Linked DNA regions of Homo sapiens: regions 2 and 3 are each linked to region 1. The links are chromatin contacts, found by Hi-C or POLR2A ChIA-PET in ENCODE. All regions are on one chromosome and are shown on one strand. The core of a region is the stretch at or near the end of the contact, and the rest is flanking DNA. Distances in the headings are between cores, read along the strand shown.

The links. A loop is a pair of places that touch in the nucleus more often than their neighbours do. ChIA-PET counts read pairs that join two places held with the same protein, here RNA polymerase II (POLR2A). Pooled maps may share reads with other maps.
Region 2: a map of gastrocnemius medialis shows a loop between it and region 1 (5-fold over the local background). The contact joins the promoter of CLBA1 here to the promoter of AKT1 in region 1. A Hi-C loop is called at or near these places in 5 of 168 maps with a recorded cell type or tissue (B cell, CD14-positive monocyte, CD8-positive, alpha-beta T cell and 2 more), 2 of 37 single-sample maps with no recorded cell type and 14 of 50 pooled maps. POLR2A ChIA-PET finds 5 or more read pairs at or near these places in 1 of 52 experiments (T-cell).
Region 3: a loop to region 1 is called in a pooled map, with 2.4 times the contacts of the local background. The contact joins the enhancer-like site here to the promoter of AKT1 in region 1. A Hi-C loop is called at or near these places in 1 of 37 single-sample maps with no recorded cell type and 3 of 50 pooled maps. POLR2A ChIA-PET finds 5 or more read pairs at or near these places in 1 of 52 experiments (activated T-cell).

What each region holds. Positions count from the first base shown.
Region 1 is chr14:104,794,181-104,797,476 of GRCh38, reverse strand. AKT1 (AKT serine/threonine kinase 1) reads left to right here and starts at 1,729. Exons shown (of 15, transcript NM_001382430.1): 1 at 1,729-1,993. RefSeq lists enhancers at 1-580, 2,622-3,263, 3,264-3,296 and silencers at 1,418-1,777, 1,958-2,007, 2,038-2,357.
Region 2 is chr14:104,984,107-104,987,402 of GRCh38, reverse strand. CLBA1 (clathrin binding box of aftiphilin containing 1) reads right to left here and starts at 1,615. Exons shown (of 5, transcript NM_174891.4): 1 at 549-1,615. The coding sequence starts at 971. RefSeq lists a silencer at 1,357-1,826.
Region 3 is chr14:104,648,953-104,652,248 of GRCh38, reverse strand. No RefSeq gene overlaps it. Among named protein-coding and RNA genes, the nearest start is that of LINC02280, 15 kb to the left of the region's middle. RefSeq lists silencers at 1,605-1,684, 1,765-1,844, 1,855-2,004. Within about 2 kb of position 1,773, at least 3 of the 41 ENCODE cell types and tissues checked have a DNase peak (open chromatin) inside an H3K27ac peak, as active enhancers do.

The DNA of each region.
Region 1 (3,296 bases), core at 480-2,979:
TGGGTTGCAGGCACCAGCAGATGCCAGGGCACCAGGCTGGGAAGACTGGGAGGCCTCCTTGGAGACAGCCAGTGCAAAATAAGCAAGAGGTCCAACCACTTCAAGAACAGCCCGCAATGTCACTGCCTCTTCCATGAGAGGGTGCCCTGCTCCCTCCCACATCCCCAAGCCTCGGCCACTTGCTGGCCTTGTCTCATGGCCCTCTTACCCTCTGCTTCCTCCCTGAATTCCTTCCTCCATCCTTGCATGGCAGAGCCCAGGATGGTGGACAGATACCAGGAACTCTTCCTCGGGGAGCAGTGGGCAGGTGGGACAGTCCCAGAGGGAGCCCCAGGTGGCTCATGGTGCAGGTTTGCTGGGTGAGAGACAGACACCAGACGCCCAGGCTCTGGGGGCAACCCTTGTGTCAGGTATCCCACCCAAGCGGCGCAGACCACTGGGCCTCTGACTTGGCCCCCTGGAGGTGGGCCCTTCCTGGGGTTACAAAGTCTGAGCTGGGAGGGAGCAGAGGTGCTCAGGCGAGAGGCAGGAATGGGGAGTCCCCTGTCTGAGGAGCGAGTGCCCTCATGCAGGGGGAGAGAGTCCTTCTCTTGGTCAGCCCCAAGAGGCAGGGATGAAGCCCGAGTTTTGGCTGCAGACTCTGTCCTGAGCACTGGGCCGAACCTGCTGCCTCTGTCTGCATCTCCTCCCACCCCCTCCCCTGCTGCCAGCTGAACTCACTCTGGCTGAAAATAAAAATGCTCCCCCAACCCCAATACTTAGCAGCCTCAGGAAGGTAACTCACAAGAGTCTGTCTTTCACAAAAGGGTTATTATCAACTGTGGGCCTCTGGAATGGGGGAGGGGCAGTTGTCGGAGGAACTTCTGGCTAGGAAGGGGTCGGGGTGGCAGTCACCTGCACTCTCCTGTGAGTGTCCAGGAGAAAGGGGTCTGTGTCCCACTTACTCATTCCATACCCGGGCCATCTGCCTCCCAGTGGACTTCGGACTGGGTGTCCGGGCTGACCAAGTCCACCCAGCAGGGAGGGCTCTGGGCTGTCAGCTGTCACAGCCCACCCTAGACACCGCTCCTCCTCTGTCTGGTGTCTGCTCCCAGCTCAAGGTGGGAGCCAGGCAAGGTGTGCCCCTCTTCTCCCACTCCCCAGCAAAGTCCCCCTTTTGTGAGTGTAGCTGCCAGTACCTAGGTGAATGGTTGACTCCCCTCGGAGCCTTCCTGCTCCTTGGAGGCCCACCTCCAACTGACCTCCTGTCCTGGCATCCTCCCGCACTTCCCCCAGAGGCACAAGGTCTTGGGATTGGGCCTTTTAGGTCACTCTTGGCCGCCCCCTCCACGCCCCCCAGAGTGGGGCAGCCTGAAAGTCAACCTAAGCCACCCCCGCCCCGCGCGCGGAGGCAGAAGTCCGGGATTCGTCCCTGACCTGTCTCGGGCCCCTTCTGCTAGGGTCACGGCAGAGCGAGCCCAGAAGCGCCGGGTCACTTTACAGACGGGGAAACTGAGGCCAGAGAGGGCGTGGCCCCGGGACGGGCTGGCTGGTGGCCGGGCTCCGTTAGCGGCCCAGCCCAGGCCCCAGGTCGTCGGGAGCTGCCCCTCAGCCCGGCCGCGCGCTCCCCGAGCGCGCTCCGCCCTCGCCGCCGGCCGCGCGGTGGGGACGCCCCGGGCGGCGGAGGCGGATGTGGGCGGGCGGCTCCGGGCGCGGGGCGGGCGCGGGGCGGGGAGAGGGCGGGCCGGCGGCGGCGGCAGGACCGAGCGCGGCAGGCGGCTGGCCCAGCGCACGCAGCGCGGCCCGAAGACGGGAGCAGGCGGCCGAGCACCGAGCGCTGGGCACCGGGCACCGAGCGGCGGCGGCACGCGAGGCCCGGCCCCGAGCAGCGCCCCCGCCCGCCGCGGCCTCCAGCCCGGCCCCGCCCAGCGCCGGCCCGCGGGGATGCGGAGCGGCGGGCGCCGGAGGCCGCGGCCCGGCTAGGCCCGCGCTCGCGCCCGGACGCGGCGGCCCGGTGAGTCCCCGCCCGCCGTGGCCGCCCGGGCCTGGATTTCCTCCCCGCGGGCCGGGCCGCTTTGTTCGCGGCCGGTCGGGCCGGGGCGCGAGCCGCGGCGCCGCCAGAATGGAGGAGCGGGAGCAGGAAGTGGCCGAGCGGGCCTGGGCGGGGAGGGCGCGGGGCGCGCGGGCCCGGCCAAGGGAGGGCGGCCCCACGCCGGGCGCCGGGGGTGCAGGCTGCCGGCCCCAGCCTCCCTCATGACCTTGGGGAGGCCGCTCCGCCGGGCGAGGCCGGGACCCGAGAGAAGGGACGCCGCCGGGCCTGGAGCTGGGGCTCGGGGTGCCCCTGCGGGCCGTGGGGCTCCCCGGGCGCTGGGCCAGCGAGGCAGCCGGCGGAGGTGCCCCGGGGTTGGAGAAAGACTCGCCGCGGCCGGCCTTCAAGTTTGTGGGAGGGCCCCGGAAGGAGACTTCGTTTCCCACGGACGAAAAGTTGTACGTGGTGGCGGGGTACCCAGGCTAGCCACAAAGGACTGTGACCCTCCTGGGCCCCGGAACTGCTTCCTGTCTTGGGTGGGCCCTGGAGGTCCTGCCCGCCCATCCCAGAGGCCAAGGCTTGGAGGGCAGCTGGGGCTTGCCCCTTAGATTGAGTATCCTGGGGCGCTAGCGAGCTTGGTCCTGTCGGGACGGCCTCTGAGTGCTGCCTTGGTCAGCGGGTGAGCTTGGGCCCCTGCTCTGCAGCCAGAGGCCGCCCCACATTCACTCCTGGGTCTCTCGGCCTTGCTCCAGGTGGCCACTTCTTGACTGCTTTGAGTCCCTCATCCGAGCGAAGGGCGGACGGAGTCCGTTGGTGGGGGTCCGGTTGCCTCTCCCGGGAGCTGTGTAGACTTCTCATACACCAGGGTTCTGGAGGCAGATGGAGGAGCCCTTTCGAAAACAGAGTATTTTTTTTTAAGTTGTGACTTAATAATAGTAGCAAGAATATGTGCTTATGGTAAAGGCAGGCGGCAGGTACGGAGGCTGTGGGAAGTCGGGGTCCCTCCGCCCCCACAGGCAGCCCTGTGCTGGCCTGGTGTATACGTTTCTGTGCAGACGTACACCACCCTGTGTGAGCACAGATGTATTTTTACACATGGCTCTGGACAGCTGTCTGACTCTGTCAGCAGCAGGCCTTGGAGGGGCTCAGGCCCGTGTGGGGGTGGGGGGACATCCAGAGGTCTTTGAGTCCAGCCCTCTGCCTCCAGGCCACGCCCACTCAGTGTCGTCAGAGCCCCCTGTGCCTGAGGCGTGCGCGGCTCGGAGCCCTGCCCTCGGAGTCCTGCGGT
Region 2 (3,296 bases), core at 366-2,865, 190 kb before region 1:
TCTGAAAGAGAGCAGGGGGCAGGGGCCTGAAGGCTGGGACCCTGGCTCCCGGACAGGTCGGAATGGGCATCACCCAATTCATTACAAGCTCCCGGACAGGTTGGATCCCGCGTCACCCAATTCATTACAAGCAAGTTGAAATGTGATCATGTGATTTTAGAATCTCTGAGACTTTTGAACTCAGCAGATTCAGAATTCAGACAAAAAGCTCCTCCTCAAATGCCCTGAGCTGGGGCCAGTGCAGCCCCCACCAATGGGGAATGGACAGGCTGGGGGAGGAATGGTCAGAAAGAGCGACCCAGCTCAGGTGGCCCCCACCTGGCCTTCGTGTGACCCATTTCTGCAGCCTCCTCTGCCAACTCATTGCTTCCCTGGCCTCAGGATGGGACTGCCAACCACATGGCCAGGGACGAAGGCCAGGAGAGAAGCAGACGCTCTGGGGCTGTCAGCCCCCTCCCTGGCCAGCACGCCACAGCATTCGAGGGCTGTAGGCCTCTTGGTGTGTACACGTCCCACTCAACATGGTGACCACAGCACAGCAGAAATACCTCAGAAGGTGGGACGGCAGAAGTTCCTGTCACCCAAGGTCCACCCTGGCATGGTTGGTGAGAACTGCACTCTTTTGGGGCAGAAGTGGTTCTCGGTGGCTGGGGTTCTGTGGGTCCCTCGAGGAGTTCAAGGGACTGTGAGAATTGTCCAGACTTGGCTGAAGATTCCCGAAAGCCTTCAAACTCCCCCCAAGTGCTGCTGTGTTCCCCAGGGTCAGGACATCGGGCAGTGCAGGTGGAACCGCCCTCACGGGGCATGGAGATGCTGGCTTTCCCATCGGACAGGAGAAGGTCGGGGCAGGTCCGTCTCCATTCCAAACTGTCATCACTCAGCCTCTCAGGTGCCACTCGGAGGGAAGCGCTGGCTGCTTCCTCCTGGAGGTCACTCAAAGGCTCTCCCCCCAGCTCCCGCCGGCCTTGCATCTTGGAGCCCCCAGGCCAGCAGAGGCCCGATGGGCAGCTGCTCAGGAGACATGCACGCCGGGGTGCTGGCCGCCCAGGACTGCCCAACCTTCCCCTGCCCTGGAGAGGGCCAGGGGACGCTGCAGGAGTGCCCCGGGCTGCCCAGTGGCTGACGGTGGAAAGTGCCCACGTGCTGCTGTGGAACTGACACAAACCACAGGAATGGCCCGGTCGCCCGGGAGTCCTGGCTTCCTCCCACGCAGGCGGGCGCGGAGTCCGACACAGAGGCGCGTACCAGACCCACGGCAGGTGTGAGAGGGGCGGCCCAAGGTGGGGCTCCTGCTCTGGAGAGAGCCGCGAGGGGGCCTGGGAGGCCCACGCTGGCCAGAGGAGCGAGAGCCGGGCGCCCGCGGGAGTCCCAAGTGGGAAGGAGTGGGTGCGGCGCCCCGGGGCCTCCCGAGAGTCCCTCTCGCACGCGGCCCGCAGAGCAGCCCTGGAACGCCTGGGCCTGGACAGGGCCCGAGGTGGCCGGCTAAGCGCCTGGCCCACGGCTCCCGAGAGTCCCCGCACCCACCTTGGTCGCCGCCTCGGCGGGGCCGCGCGGGACCAGGGCGAGAGAAACCTGCAACCAGCCGTTCCCTCCTGCCTGCGCCGCCCCGTTGCCTGGCAACGGCGTGCGCCAGCTCCGCTTCCGGCGTCCGTCGCCGTGGCGTCAGCACGCATCCGGGGCGAGGCCAGCGCCGGCCCCCGCCGTTCAGGACCCGCCCCGGACCCGCCCTCCCTGCCCCGGGCCGCCTCCGCTGCGGGTGGGATCGGGCTTCCACACTGGCCGAGCCCTGGGCGCCGGGCCGCTCGAGCTTTCTGTCCGTGCTCAGTTCGCCGCCCGAGTGGTTCTTTCTTTTTTTTTTTTTTCTTTTTTTTTTGAGACGGAGTCTCGCTCTGTCGCCCAGGCTGGAGAGCAGTGGCGCGATCTCGACTCACTGCAAGCTCCGCCTCCCGGGTTCACGCCATTCTCCTGCCTCAGCCTCCCGAGTAGCTGGGACTACAGGCGCCCGCCACCACGCCCGGCTGATTTTTTTGTATTTTAATAGAGACTGGGTTTCACCGTGTTAGCCAGGATGGTCTCGATTTCCTGACCTCGTGATCCGCCCGCCTCGGCCTCCCAAAGTGCTGGGATTACAGGCTTGAGCCACTGGGCCTGGCCCTAGAGTGGTTCTTTCTTCCTCACGACGAGCTCCCCAGGTCCGTCCCAGCGCACCCGTCACCCGCAGCCCCTTCTCCCGGCGCCCCGCAGCCTAACTTGCCGCGCCGCCGACCCCTCTGTGGGTGCAGCTGAGCGACGGCCCCTCAGGACCCCACCTGTCCCTGGCGAGAGCCAAGTCCGTCTTGCTGACTCCTGAATCCCAAAACCTCGCCCGCCCCTAACTCGTCCCCATTCCTGGGGGAAGGAGCTGCGGGGAGGCTCCACCCCTCCCTCGCAGGCCGCATGGAGTGCTCCCCTCCTTTGTCACCAGCCAGACCCGGGCAGAGCAGGGCTGACGGACAGCCCCTCTCCAGCCACTGGACGACCAAGGAGCTAGGCTGGCCTCTGGCAGCTCCCCTCCGGGCTTCCAGGCCTTCTGCCATCTGCCCTCACCCCCAGACTCAAGGAGTCAACCTTGACTCCATCTCCTCCCTGGCCTTCCCAGACTGGCCCCCATCACTGCCTCCTCTGGGTAAGGGGAGGGCCTGGCCCTGGTGAAGCCCTGAACCATGCCACCTACTGTCCACCCCCTATCTACCTCAGGCTCGCATTTCTCCCACCCTGGGGCCTGGGGCCCTGCCTGGACTCTGTCCTTGCTTGAATCACCCCTTCCCTCCCTGGTCCTTCTCAGCCAAGCTACAGAACAATTTAATTTTACAAATGACAAGATGAGATCATTCTCTGCACCTTAGACCCAGCCTCCTGTCCCCGCTCCTTCCTGAGGGGCAGAGCAGCCGGGCCATGCAGTATGGAAGCTCTTCGGTCAGACTGCCCAGGACTGGATCTTGGCTTGGCCACCCCAGCACCGCAGTGACCCTAAGGATGGTGATCAGGAGCTGGCTGGGTTTGTAGACCAGGCCTGGGCCTGTCTTGCCAGCTTAAGGGCAGTGTCCGTTCCCACTGCTGCCCCTCATCCACTGCACGTCCTTGCCGTCCTTGAGGCCCAGGGAGCTGGGAGGGGGGCAGGAGGAGTGTTGTCCTTGTGTACAGGTGGGGAAACTGAGGCCCCACCCCAAAGGCCTGCGTGAGAAGCAGAGCTGGGACAGGAGCTGCTCTCCTCGTTCTCTGCAATTCCCCACCCCCGTCTGGGCCTCAGCTTCCAC
Region 3 (3,296 bases), core at 524-3,023, 150 kb after region 1:
CAGGACAGCCCGGTCGGAAACGTTCACAACCGCCAGCCCAAGCCTCCTAAGGGGAGAGTGCTGGGACACAGCGACCAGGAGAAAGGTGCCCAGGCTGAGCCGGGAGAGAGGCGGGTGGGAGCACCTAGAGCCGCACACGAGGGCGCTGTAGAGTCACCGCTGTGCCACGTGGCGCCGGGTCTCCAGGCCCAGCTAGAGGATGCACCTGCTGGGAACAAGCCCTGCAGGAGGGGAGCAGGGGGGCAGCCCTCGACAGCAGGAGCCACTGGGAGATGAACCTGTGCGCGCCAGCAGCTTGGTCCCTTTGCTGCATGGCCAGCGGCTCCGATGCGTAAACAGTGGACAATTATTTCATGGTTTCTGGAGTTGGCATTTAGGAGGGGCTCATTTGGGAAGCTCAGGTGCGGGGTCTTGCACGTGGTCAGATGCTTGCGGGGATGGCTGTCATCTGAAGGCCTGGCTGTGCTCAAGTATCTGTCCAGGTGCCCCATGTCAGAGGGAACCCAGGCCCGGTTGTGCCCAGGGTGTCTGGTGCCTGTGGGCCGGGCCGTGGGTCTGCTCCTGTACCTGGTGCTGGTCACTGGGCCCCTCCTGCGGCCACTTCTCACTGACAAAACGCTGCCCCGCTTTGTCCCCAGGTTCTGTGAGTTTCAAAGAGGGGTTTCAGAACATCCCCTCCACCATGTGGTGGGATGCTGACTCCGGAGCATGGACTGTGTGCTGGCAGCACGTGGACTCCGCAAAGACAGACTGGCTTAGCCTTCCAAGCGAAAGCCGTCAACACCTCTGCTCTACGGAGGGGGAAACAGAGGCCCAGGGAGGTGAGGTGGCTCCAGGAGGAGCTAGGCTGTGATGGGCAGGGGCCAGGGAGGTGAGGGCTGTGGGGACTCAGCTCTGTACCCCAGCCTCGCGGCACCTCATGGAGGCCAGCCTGAGGGCCCTCCAGACCTGGGAGTCCTGCCCTGCGGCCCACAGGCCCGATGGCTTCACAGGTGGTAGAGGCCTCCAGTGCAGATCCCCGTCCACGCCCTCCTTCTGGACTTCCTGGCTGAGGCCTTATATGTCAAGAGTGGGTAGGGGTGGGGAGGTTAGGTGTGCCCCCACTGTGCCCGGCAGATGCTGGGGATGGGGAGGTGCTGGCAGGTGGGCTGGGGCTGCCCTTGGCCCCACCTTTCCAGTGTGAAGTTTGTGCAGCTTCTGCCTGGCCCAGTCGGGGTGTGACTGGCCTCAGGTGTGGGCCGTGAAACCCCAGGCCCACCCTCCCACTCCCAGCCATTCCTTGAAGGGGCCCAGGCCACCTGCACTGGAGTGGGACGCAGGTGTCTGCAGCGTTCAGGAAAGATGGCAGGTGTCCACGACACCCCAGCCACGCCCAGGACCTTCTGGACAGGCTCCTGTAGGGGTGGGGGTGGAGTCCTAATTATAGGGAGCCTGAAGACCAGGCCAGGACTTCGAGGCATCTTGATGCTACCCATCCCCAGACCCAGCGGCTCTGCCCCAGGGTGGGCCCCAGCCAGCCAGAGGAGCCCCGAGGCTGGGAGATGGGGAGACTGAGGCAGGGTGGGCAAGCGCTGGGTGGTGCGGGGGCAACCAAACCAGGACCCAGGCAGGAGGCTGGAAGCCCCCTGGGCCCCCTCTGTCCCTGCACCTCCTCTCCCCCTCCGCCCCCTCTTCCCCTGCGCCCCGCTCGGCCAGGGGGCGCCCGCTTCAGTGTCCGTTTGGGGGGCGCGGCGCGCCCTCTGGCGGTAAGCGGTGGCATCGCCCTCCTTTGTCAAGGCTGACGACGGGGGAGGAGGAGGGGCAGGGAGAGGGAAGCGGGGATGGAAGGAGAGAGTGGGGAGTGGAGGGTCCGCAGTCAGGCGGGGGCTGCAAAGGCGAGAACGCCTGGGAGGACGTTCCAGGGCGGGGCGGGCTCACGCGGCTCCGGGGCAGCGAATGTCCAGACCCTCGACTTCCTCGGCCCCTCGGCCTCCCCACCCGGAGCATGGACTTGCCCGGACGCCCAGAAAGCCGCTCTCCACCCTGGGGCTGGTGGCGTCGCAGCCCCCGACCGCAGCAGCGATTCCCGGTGGCCCGTCTCAGGTTTGCGGAAGTGCTGCCCCAATCCTCCTTTGTCCCGTAGACTTGTTCGTGTGAACAAAGACGCTCAGTGCTAGCCCCTAAAACCCAAAAAGCAGGAGGACATTCCACGCGGGATAGTGAGTCTTTTCAACAAGTCGTCGTCACCCATGGAAACAGGGGCTACACGGAAAAAAGCCCGTCCCCTTCATCGGGAGATGCATCCCCAATGAAAACTTCCTTTTTCTGTGTAACAATTTTTAATCAAAATGTATAATATAGATTATTTATATCCCAATCAGTGGTTTTGAGGAACTGTGGGCTAATAATTGAAAAATAATGAATCCAGTAGAAACATTTAAAGATAAGAGACTTATGAAGTAAAGAATGAAAAGTGGCATTTCAATTTATACACATATTTCCATTACGGAAAAGCACAGTGAGGCCAGCGGAGGACTTGGAGCAGAAGATATGTCATGTTGGCATAAAATTCTGTGGGCAAAGTGGAGGGAAAATACAAGGCAAAGGAGAAAACATTTAAGTCTGTTAAAAAATTGTCTCTTAAAAATTGATGATTAAATCACCATGATATTTAGATTTCGTTGGATTCATTTAAAAGACTGGCCAACATGGTGAAAACCTGTCTCTACTAAAAATACCAAAATTAGCCGGGCGTGGTGGTGGGCACCTGTAATCCCAGCTGCTCGGGAGGCCGAGGCAGAATTGCTTGAACCTGGGAAGCGGAGGTTGCAGTGAGCCGAGATCACACCATTGCACTCCAGCCTGGGCCACAGAGCGAGACTCCATCTCAAGAAAGAAAGAAAGAGAGAGGGAGACAGAGAGAGAGAGAGAGAGAGAGATGGCGGGAGGGAGGGTGGGAGGACTGGTCCAACCGTTATCTAATGAATATCAATATGAACCAGCGATCCGTGCAGCAATATGGATGACTTTATAAACATGATGCTGAGCAAAAGAGACCTTCCACAGAACAGGACCTGCTGTGATTCCTTTTATGTGGTGTTCTAGAACAGGCAAGAAATCGTACCAGGGGATGTCTTTTGGGGTAGGGTGGGGGTGGGGCTTTGCCAGGAGAGGGCATGAGGGAACATTCTGGATTGGTGGTGGTGTTCTCCCTCTTCGTAGGTGTATGCGTTTGTTAGAAGTCATCTAGGCAACCACTAATCTATTATTATTATTTTTTTTGATATGGAGTCTTGCTCTGTCACCCAGGCTGGAGT